Regions from separate parts of the Homo sapiens genome. Here region 1 is linked to region 2. Evidence: chromatin contacts called from ENCODE Hi-C or POLR2A ChIA-PET data. All regions are on one chromosome and are shown on one strand. Each heading gives the region's core, a stretch centred on a gene start or an enhancer-like site at or near the end of the contact. The rest is flanking DNA. Distances are from core to core; before and after follow the strand shown. Region 1 holds the start of KANSL3 (KAT8 regulatory NSL complex subunit 3). Region 2 overlaps FAM178B (family with sequence similarity 178 member B).

Region 1 (3,911 bases), core at 172-2,671, 270 kb after region 2:
TGTGGAACACAGCTTTGAGTGGCTTTCTGAATGTTTCGAGTGTTTGCATGTCTGTACCTATCTTTTTTTTTTTTTTGAGACAGAGTCTTGCTGTGTCGCCCAGGCTGGAGTGCAATGGCGCGATTTTGGCTCACCGCAACCTCTGCCTCCTGAGTTTGAGAGATTCTCCCACCTCAGCCTCCCGAGTAGCCGGGATTACAGGCATGCGCCACCACACCTGGCTAATTTTTGTATTTTTAGTAGAGACAGGATTTCGCTATGTTGGCCAGGCTGGTTTTGTACTCCTGAACTCGTGATCCACCCTCCTCAGCCTCCCAAAGTGCTGGGATTACAGGCGTGAGCCACCGCACCCGGCCATTTCTTTTTTTAAATAGAAACGAAGTCTCACTGTTTTGTGCAGGCTAGTCTTGAACTCTTGGGCTCAAGCAATCTTCCCACCTTGGCCTCCCAAAGTACTGGGATTATAGGCATGAGCCACAGATCCCGGGTGAGATTTATCATCTTGAACCATGTCTCTTGCTGTCTTGTCTCATGTCTCTTGATGTCATGTTGTCAGTCAGTCAACCAAATAACCAATTATTGATCAGTCAACATTTGAACAATTACCTATGTTCTGGGTGTATGTTCTCTGGAGGATACAAAGGTTAATGTCCCTGATTTTGAGGATCTACTCTCTCTACACAAAACACATAGGAAAGTTAACCACACAAAACAATCTAGGGTCAGTAACAAAATTCTTTTTTTTTTTTTTTGAGACGTAGTCTCACTCCGTCGTCCAGGCTGGAGTGCAGTGGTGCAACCATGGCTCATTGCAGCCTGGACCTCCCAGACTCAAGTGATCCTCCCACCTCAGCCTCCCGGGTAGCTGGGACTACAGGCATACACCACTATCACACACACCTAATTTCTAAAATTTTTTGTAGATACGGGGGTCTCATCATATTGGCCAGGCTCATCTCAAACTCCTGAGCTCAAGAGGTCCTCCCGCCTAGGCCTCCCAAAGCGCTGGGATTACAGGCGTGAGCCACATTAGGTAAATTCTTAATGAGTAAATTCAGGTGGCTGCCCTGGTGGAGGTGGACCGTTGGGTGCTCGACCGCCCAGAGGGCACAAAGGACCAACACGGTGGGGGTGGCGAGAACTGGGGCCGTAGAAGCCAGCCTAGTCCTCCGCCCTCGCTTTCCCTACTGAATATGCGCGAGGGGGAAACTCCAGCCTAGTTGTTGACTTTCTGCTTCGGACATGCTCGCGTGTTCTTGGCTCTCCTCTTCCGGACAGAGGCGCCGGAGCTTCATCCGTTCCGGGCTTTGCCGCTCACCGCCTCTCCCTTCCCAGGCCGTAACCCGCTTCCGCGTTTTACTCGGTGCCCGCAGCGCCGGGGCGTGGAGGCGTTAACGCGCACGCGCTTAGGGATCCGGCCGTGGCCGAGCGCGCGGCCGTAAGACCGCGGGTGAGAGCAGCGTTGGCTTCGAGGGGAGTGGCGGGCCGTGGGGATCGCGGCCGTGGTTGGGACGGCCGGGGGTCTCGGCGAGGGCTTCAGGGCTCCCGGGGCATGCGGGGGCCCGGGCTAGGGCCGGCTGCCGGTGCTGGTCGGGCGGGGCGGGTCGGGCCGGGGGCGGGCTGGCAGGGGCCGCGTCTGGGCCTCCGTGACGCGGACGCCGAGCCCTGCCCCAGGGAGCGGGAGGCGGGAGGCGGGGGCCAGGCGGCTCCTCCTCGTCGCGAACTCTGGATGACCTTGGCCAAATCGCTTCAGTTCCCCGAGCTGGCGACTTCGTCTGTAAAATGCGAGTCATAGCCCTGTCTCCTAGATGGGCCGTGTGGAGGCTCAGTGGCGGGAACGCCTGCGGGGCAGCCGGGGTCCTGGGCGGTTTGCTAGGGACGCCTCACTGGGGGTGAGGGTGAAAGGGCTTCCACGGGGATCATTTTGTCACAGGCTTTGTTGGGGGGGCAGTTTTCATTTTTATGTAAACAACTCTGGAATATTACGAAGTACTTAACAGAACTTTTGTTTCGCACAATACGAGAGGCTTGAAGAAGTGGAGCCCTAGCTGGGATTCGCTTTTTTGAGGCCGGCGTTGCCCTGCCCTTTAGGGGTGCCCACGCTCTAGCTGCGGCCCCGGCTCCCTTCGCATTGTCGTTAGAGGATGGTGTGAAGCAACAGAGATCCTTAGCTTTCAACGAATTCATATTTGTGATTTCCTGTTTGTCAAAACCCTTCCTGCCCACCTAGGAAGTGGTGCTGGCCAAGCAAGTTTACTGTCTGTCCACGCGAGGTCTTTCTGAACCTTGGGGTCGGTGAGCTCTCCCGTTAGGTAATTTCAGTTCGCTAGAGGTTGAGTATGGGACAACTCGTGGCACCATAGTTTTTTTTTTCTTTTTTTTTGGTGTTGGTGTGGGATTCCACGAACCGTCCCCACCAGAGGTCTGCCGTGAAATGGATACTCAATAGGAATGATAGTAGGTTACAAAAGTAAGCATGTTAGATGGTGTAGATTGGGAGAAATTTAGGATATTGGAATTGACCTAAACTGAAACTTTTCACTGCAGGTGACTAGCATGCAGATACCCATGCTCTGACTTTCTGCCCCTCCACTGACATGGCCCACCGGGGTGGGGAGAGGGACTTCCAGACTTCAGCTCGACGCATGGGCACCTCGCTGCTCTTCCAGCTTTCAGTGCATGAACGGGAGCTGGACCTGGTTTTTCTGGATCATAGCTATGCCAAGCCTTGGAGTGCCCACCCAGATGCCAGTAGTGCCCGCCCCACCCGCATGCTCTTTGTCACTCCCCGGCGGCAGCACGAAAGTACCATGTGAGTTGGGGCTTCTAAGGGCTGCTGGTAACCTCACTGGGCAGTGATCAGATGGGAATTTAGAGAGGATTTTCTCAGGATTGACTGGGGGAGATTGTATGAGGCATTTGGATGTTAAATTCAGGCATCTCTTAAGCAGCATAAGGATAGCAGGCTTGAATGTGGCTATCTCTGTGAGACAGCTAACAAGAGTTAGGAAAGCAAGACGTGCAAATGAAAAGCAGACAACCTATTCCACTTAGATAGTAGGACGTGTGGAAAGGGGAAAATCGTAGAGGGTTATTTAACTGGTGAAGAAAAAGACTGAAAAGTTGATTTTAAAAGATTACCCACAGGATACGACTCTTTTATCACATTAGTCCAGTGCTCTGGGTTGCTTGACAGTGGCAACAATAGCCTTTTTATAGTAATGCATTTTGCTTTTCTTGGTTTCACACACGAAGGTTAGGAGCCAATTCCCAAGACGTTGCTTTTTCTCTTCCCTTGTTACAGAGCTGCTATCCATAGGTTAATCTAAACCCTTCTTATGTCTAATGATATTTTCACCCAGCCTATGTTATAGGGTAAGGAAGTTTCATAAATTGACTACCTGATGAGTGATACAGTTACATTTGGTCTAAATAAACCTGTTTGCCAGTTCTTTTGCACTTTAAGGCATTCTAATTATGTTTCATGATGTGTTGATATATTCCGTTATGGTGATCAAATCATGTCCTTAATAATTTTGTAAACTTTTGGAGAAGAGTTTTGTCTGTTTGTTTTTAATCTGACCTAATGTTTAATCTTTCCTTAAGCACTGGTTTTAATTTTGTTGGGGGTTAGAGCCCTTGTAGAGGCTTCTTTAGAGTCACCCCTCCTGGAATTGAGACTTAATGACCTAATGAGTTAGAGATACCACAATGTGTGTGTGTGGTTTTTTTTTTTTTTGAGATGGAGTCTTGCTCTGTCGCCCAGGCTGGAGTGCAGTGGTGTGATCTTGGCTCACTGCAACCTCCACCTCCTGGGTTTGAGCGATTCTCCTGCCTCAGCCTCCTGAGTAGCTGGGACTACCGGCGTGTGCCACTGTGCCTGGCTAATTTTTGTATTTTTAGTAGAGACA
Region 2 (4,242 bases), core at 464-2,963:
TCAGAGGACCCAAACCAAAATGGCAAAAAAAGATACAAAAAGATGGGAATGAGGGGGCTGTGGCACCTGCAGGAAGGGGCAGCCACGGGAATGTGGCAACTTCTTCCAAGCGTAGAGGACCTAGGTTGGCGGAGAGCTCCCTCCTGGAGGCCCCAGAGGACAGGATCCAGAAGCTTTGAGTGGAAGTCCCAGAAGGGCAGGTTTTGGCAAAATATGGGAACGATTTCCTTTGGTTAGTCCGGTAAATGAATTTGGGCTGTCTTGGCAGATACTGCACTTCCTTTGCTGAAGTGAACACTTATTGGGGGTGTGGCAAAGAGAATTAAAATGGATAACTATGCAGAAGCTAGATTAGGTGACTTCAAGGTGTTTTCTTTTTTCTTTTTTCTTTTTTTTTTTTTTTTTTGAGACAGAGTCTTGATCTGTCGCCCAGGCTGGAGGGCGGTGGCGTGATGTCGGCTCACTGCAACCTCTGCCTCCCAGGTTCAAGTGATTCTCCTGCCTCAGCCTCCCAAGTAGCAGGCATTACAGGTACCTGTCACCACACCCGGCTAATTTTTGTATTTTTAGTAGAGACGGGGTTTCACCATGTTGGCCAGACTGGTCTCGAACTGACCTCAGGTGATCCTCCCACCTCAGCCTCCCAAAGTGCTGGGGTTACAGGCGAGAGCCACTGCGCCCAGCAGACTTCAAGGTGTTTTCTAAGCCTGAGGTTCTGTGATTTTTATCATACAAAGAGGGAGATGAGAATGGAAGTTGGTATGATTGTTCATGTGTACCTTTTAATTTACTTATAATACGTGTGAATGGAAGGACCCATATCATAGGTGGACACTTCGTGCCCTTTGCAAAAGAGATCATCCATGTACCACCTGACCATGGGACAGAATGTCTGCCGCTCCCCAGAAGCCCCATCAGGCCCCTGCCAGGCGTTCCCTCCTGCAGAGGTAATCACTTTCACAGCTTCCATCACATAGATTCATTTTACCTGTTTTGTTGGTTGGTTGGTTTTTGAGAGATGGGGTCTCCCTATGTTGCCCAGGATGGCCTCGAACTCCTGACCTCAAATGAGCCTCCTGCCTCAGTTTCCCAAAGTGCTGGGATTACAGGTGTGAGCCACTGTGCCTAGCCCAATTTTGCCTGTTTTTAAACATTTATATAAATGGGACCATGCAGAGCATTCTCCCTTGGGTCTGGCTTCCTTGGCTCAACACCTGGTTTGTGGGGCCTCTCCACGTCAATGTGCGTGGTTATATATAGACGGGTTCCTCATGTTGCCCTGTGGTGGTCCACTCGTCTGGGTCTGTGGCCGACTGTGTCCCGCCGTCTATTCCCGTCCACACTCTGTGTGCTCAGACTGGTCTGTGGATGACCAGGCAGTCTGGTGGCTGTGGGCTTGCAGACCCCCGGGAGGGACAACCAGCTTCTAAGCCCACCCCCTTGTTCTTCCCACCTGGCAAGTGCGCAATGAAGAGTCCAGGGAAGGAGTGCCGAGCAGGTGGCTGACAGGCAGCCTGATGGACAAGAGGCCCGGGGTGCGAGCCAGGCGGACGCCCTGAGGCAGCATGTCAGGCAGCATTGCCACGGTGGAACAGGCCACTGCCGTTGCTTCCTGAGCTGCCCTGGAGACTGGAAAAGGCAGCTCATGCCTTTGGCCAGGTGCCTGACAGCCTTTTAGGGCAGTTCAGTCTTGGCAGGGCCCAGTTCTCCTCCCAGGGAGTGAAGACAAGGGGCTCCAGAGGGGCTGTGCTGGCCTATGTCACTGCCCGACATCCCAGCAGCCCACGTGGTTGGTGCCTTTGCCTTCCTGGGTGCCCCTTGCGGAGGCTAGGAAGCAGAGCGCTGGCATTCCACTTCTGGCCCTGCTGCGGGTTTGGAAAAGTCATTTGTGAATGTCTCAGTGCCTTCGACTCCTCTGAGTGCTAATCCAGTGTCCTGGTCTTGTGGAGGCCCTTGGTGGGTGGAGGGGGACAGGGCGGAGGCAGAAGCTGGCCTGGCCTAGCCTGGCCTGGCTGGTGCACGCCAGGGCTGGAGCCTGTTGCCTTATATGACAGTGGCTGGGATGGCCCCATGGCTTCTGCCTCCTCCTCTGAACCTGGTTGGAGTTCCGGGGAGGCCTTGCCAGGTGGGGTCAGGCCTCTTCTATGGGAGGGAGAGCCCACAGCCAGCCTCAGCCAGCCCCTCTGCTTGTGCCCTGCACAGTCTGGGTGGTGGTGGGGTGAGGCTTTTCTTTTTCTTCTCCATGGAATAAGTTCTCAGTCTGTAAAATAAAAAAATGGTCTCGCCCCGCCCCCTGCCCCCTCCTTGCTGTGTCCCAGTGGGAACTAAGAATGCAGGACGGGGTTTAAAAGGCGGGGAGGGCCATCAGGATGAAAGGCAGTGGGCAGGCGGGGACAGCAAGGGGGCTCGCCACTCACATGTGGGTTTCTTTTCATCCATGCACCCTCTTGGTGCTTCTTGTGGTGCTTTTCTTCATTTCTGGATAACAGCCCCATCCTGACCCACCCTGCCCGCCTCTTCCCTTCTGGAACCACCCCTGGCACTGCTTTGCCGGCCTGCCTGCTCCCCTCACCCCCGGGCCGGGCAGGCCCTCCTCGCCCGCTGTGAGTAAACGAGTAAACGAGCTCCCGCGCAGGCCTCAAGTTTTGGATTAATGAAGCCCAGATGCAGACTTCTGACTGGCTTTGAGTTCACTGTGGAGCAGCTCAGAGGGGCCATTGACCTCCCACTGTGTTCCCGGCCCAGCTGCTGCTGGGGCTCCCAAACAGCTGGAAAGCTGGCCCTGTCTGACAGGGAGGCGAAGGCCTGTGCGTGGGGGAGAACCTGAAGCTTGGGGCTCTGGGTGTGGGGCCACGGGGTGGCCTGCACCCACGGGGGTCTGTTGTAGGGGCCGTAGAGAGGGGATAAGGGGCTTCTGTTAGTTATCCCATGGTTCAGTCCGGGTGGGCGCTGCCTTTCCTCAGTGCTCAGTGTGGGGGAAGTGGGAAGTGTTGAGTGAGTACACAGTGGTGCTGCACAGGAGGGGGTTGAGGCTGAAGGGGCCCAGGGTCAGGGCACCCCCACGATGGTTCACATCAGGCCTTCACAGTCAGGCATGGAGGGGAATGGTTGGTCCCTCTCAGGGTTGCTAGACACGATGCACATATCACATGGGATAAACTTATGCCAGAAAAATTATTTTCGGTCGGGCTTGGTGGTACATGCCTGTGATCCCAGCTACTTGGGAGGCTGAGGCAGGAGAATCGCTTGAACCCAGGAGGCGGAGCTTGCAGTGAGCTGAGATGCCGCCACTGCACTCCAGCCTGGGAAACAGAGCAAGACTCCTGCTCAAAAAAAAAAAAAAAGAAAGAAAAAGAAAAAGTATTGGCTGGGCGCGGTGGCTCACACCAGTAATCCCAGCACTTTGGGAGGCTGAGGTGGGCAGAACACTCAGGCGGATCACCTGAGGTAGGGAGTTCAAGACCAGCCTGACCAACATGGAGAAACCCCGTCTCTACTAAAAATAAAAAAATTAGCTGGGCGTGGTAGCACATGCCTGAATCCCAGCTACTCCGGAGGCTGAGGCAGGAGAATCGCTTGAACCGAGGAGGCAGAGGTTGCGGTGAGCCGATATCGCACCATTGCATGCCAGTCTGGGCAACAAGAGAGAAACTCCATCTCAAAAAAAAAAAAAAAAAAAAAAAAAAAATATATATATATATATATATATATATATATATATATATATATACACACATATATGTATATTTTTGTGTATATATATTTTGTATTTTTAGTAGAGACGAGTTTTCTCCATGTTGGTCAGGCTGGTCTTGAACTCCCAACCTCAGGTGATCCGCCCACCTCGGCTTCCCAAAGTGCTGGGATTACAGGCATGAGCCACCGCACCCGACTTAACTGGGCATCTTATATTTTAATCTGCTAAATCTAGCAATCCTATCTCCCTTCCAGCTGAACTTTTTTTTTCTTTTTCTTTTTCTTTTTTTTTTTTTGAGATGGAGTCTCGCTCTGTCGCCCAGGCTTGAGTACAGTGGTGTGATCTCTGCTCACTGCAACCTCTGCCTCCCGGGTTCAAGCAATTCCCTGCCTCAGCCTCCCGAGTAGCTAGGATTACAGGTGTGTGCCACCACGCCCAGCTAATTTTTGTATTTTTAGTAGAGATGGGGTTTCAGCATGTTGGCCCAGCTGGTCTTGAATTCCTGACCTCAAATGATCCACCCGCTTCAGCCTCCCAAAGTGTTG

What was found. Hi-C counts contacts between places; a loop is a spot of excess contacts on that map. ChIA-PET counts read pairs that join two places held with the same protein, here RNA polymerase II (POLR2A). Pooled maps may share reads with other maps.
Region 1: a loop to region 2 is called in a map of cardiac septum, with 4 times the contacts of the local background. The contact joins the promoter of KANSL3 here to the enhancer-like site in region 2. A Hi-C loop is called at or near these places in 1 of 168 maps with a recorded cell type or tissue (cardiac septum) and 7 of 50 pooled maps. POLR2A ChIA-PET finds 5 or more read pairs at or near these places in 1 of 52 experiments (SK-N-SH).

Annotation. Positions count from the first base shown.
Region 1 is chr2:96,635,822-96,639,732 of GRCh38, reverse strand. It overlaps KANSL3 (KAT8 regulatory NSL complex subunit 3), which reads left to right and starts at 1,421. Exons shown (of 21, transcript NM_001115016.3): 1 at 1,421-1,450; 2 at 2,548-2,812. The coding sequence starts at 2,598. RefSeq lists a silencer at 1,492-1,701 and an enhancer at 3,652-3,761.
Region 2 is chr2:96,905,307-96,909,548 of GRCh38, reverse strand. The region is part of intron 12 of FAM178B (family with sequence similarity 178 member B); the gene reads left to right. Among named protein-coding and RNA genes, the nearest start is that of SEMA4C, 37 kb to the right of the region's middle. RefSeq lists an enhancer at 2,282-2,877. Within about 2 kb of position 1,713, at least 23 of the 41 ENCODE cell types and tissues checked have a DNase peak (open chromatin) inside an H3K27ac peak, as active enhancers do.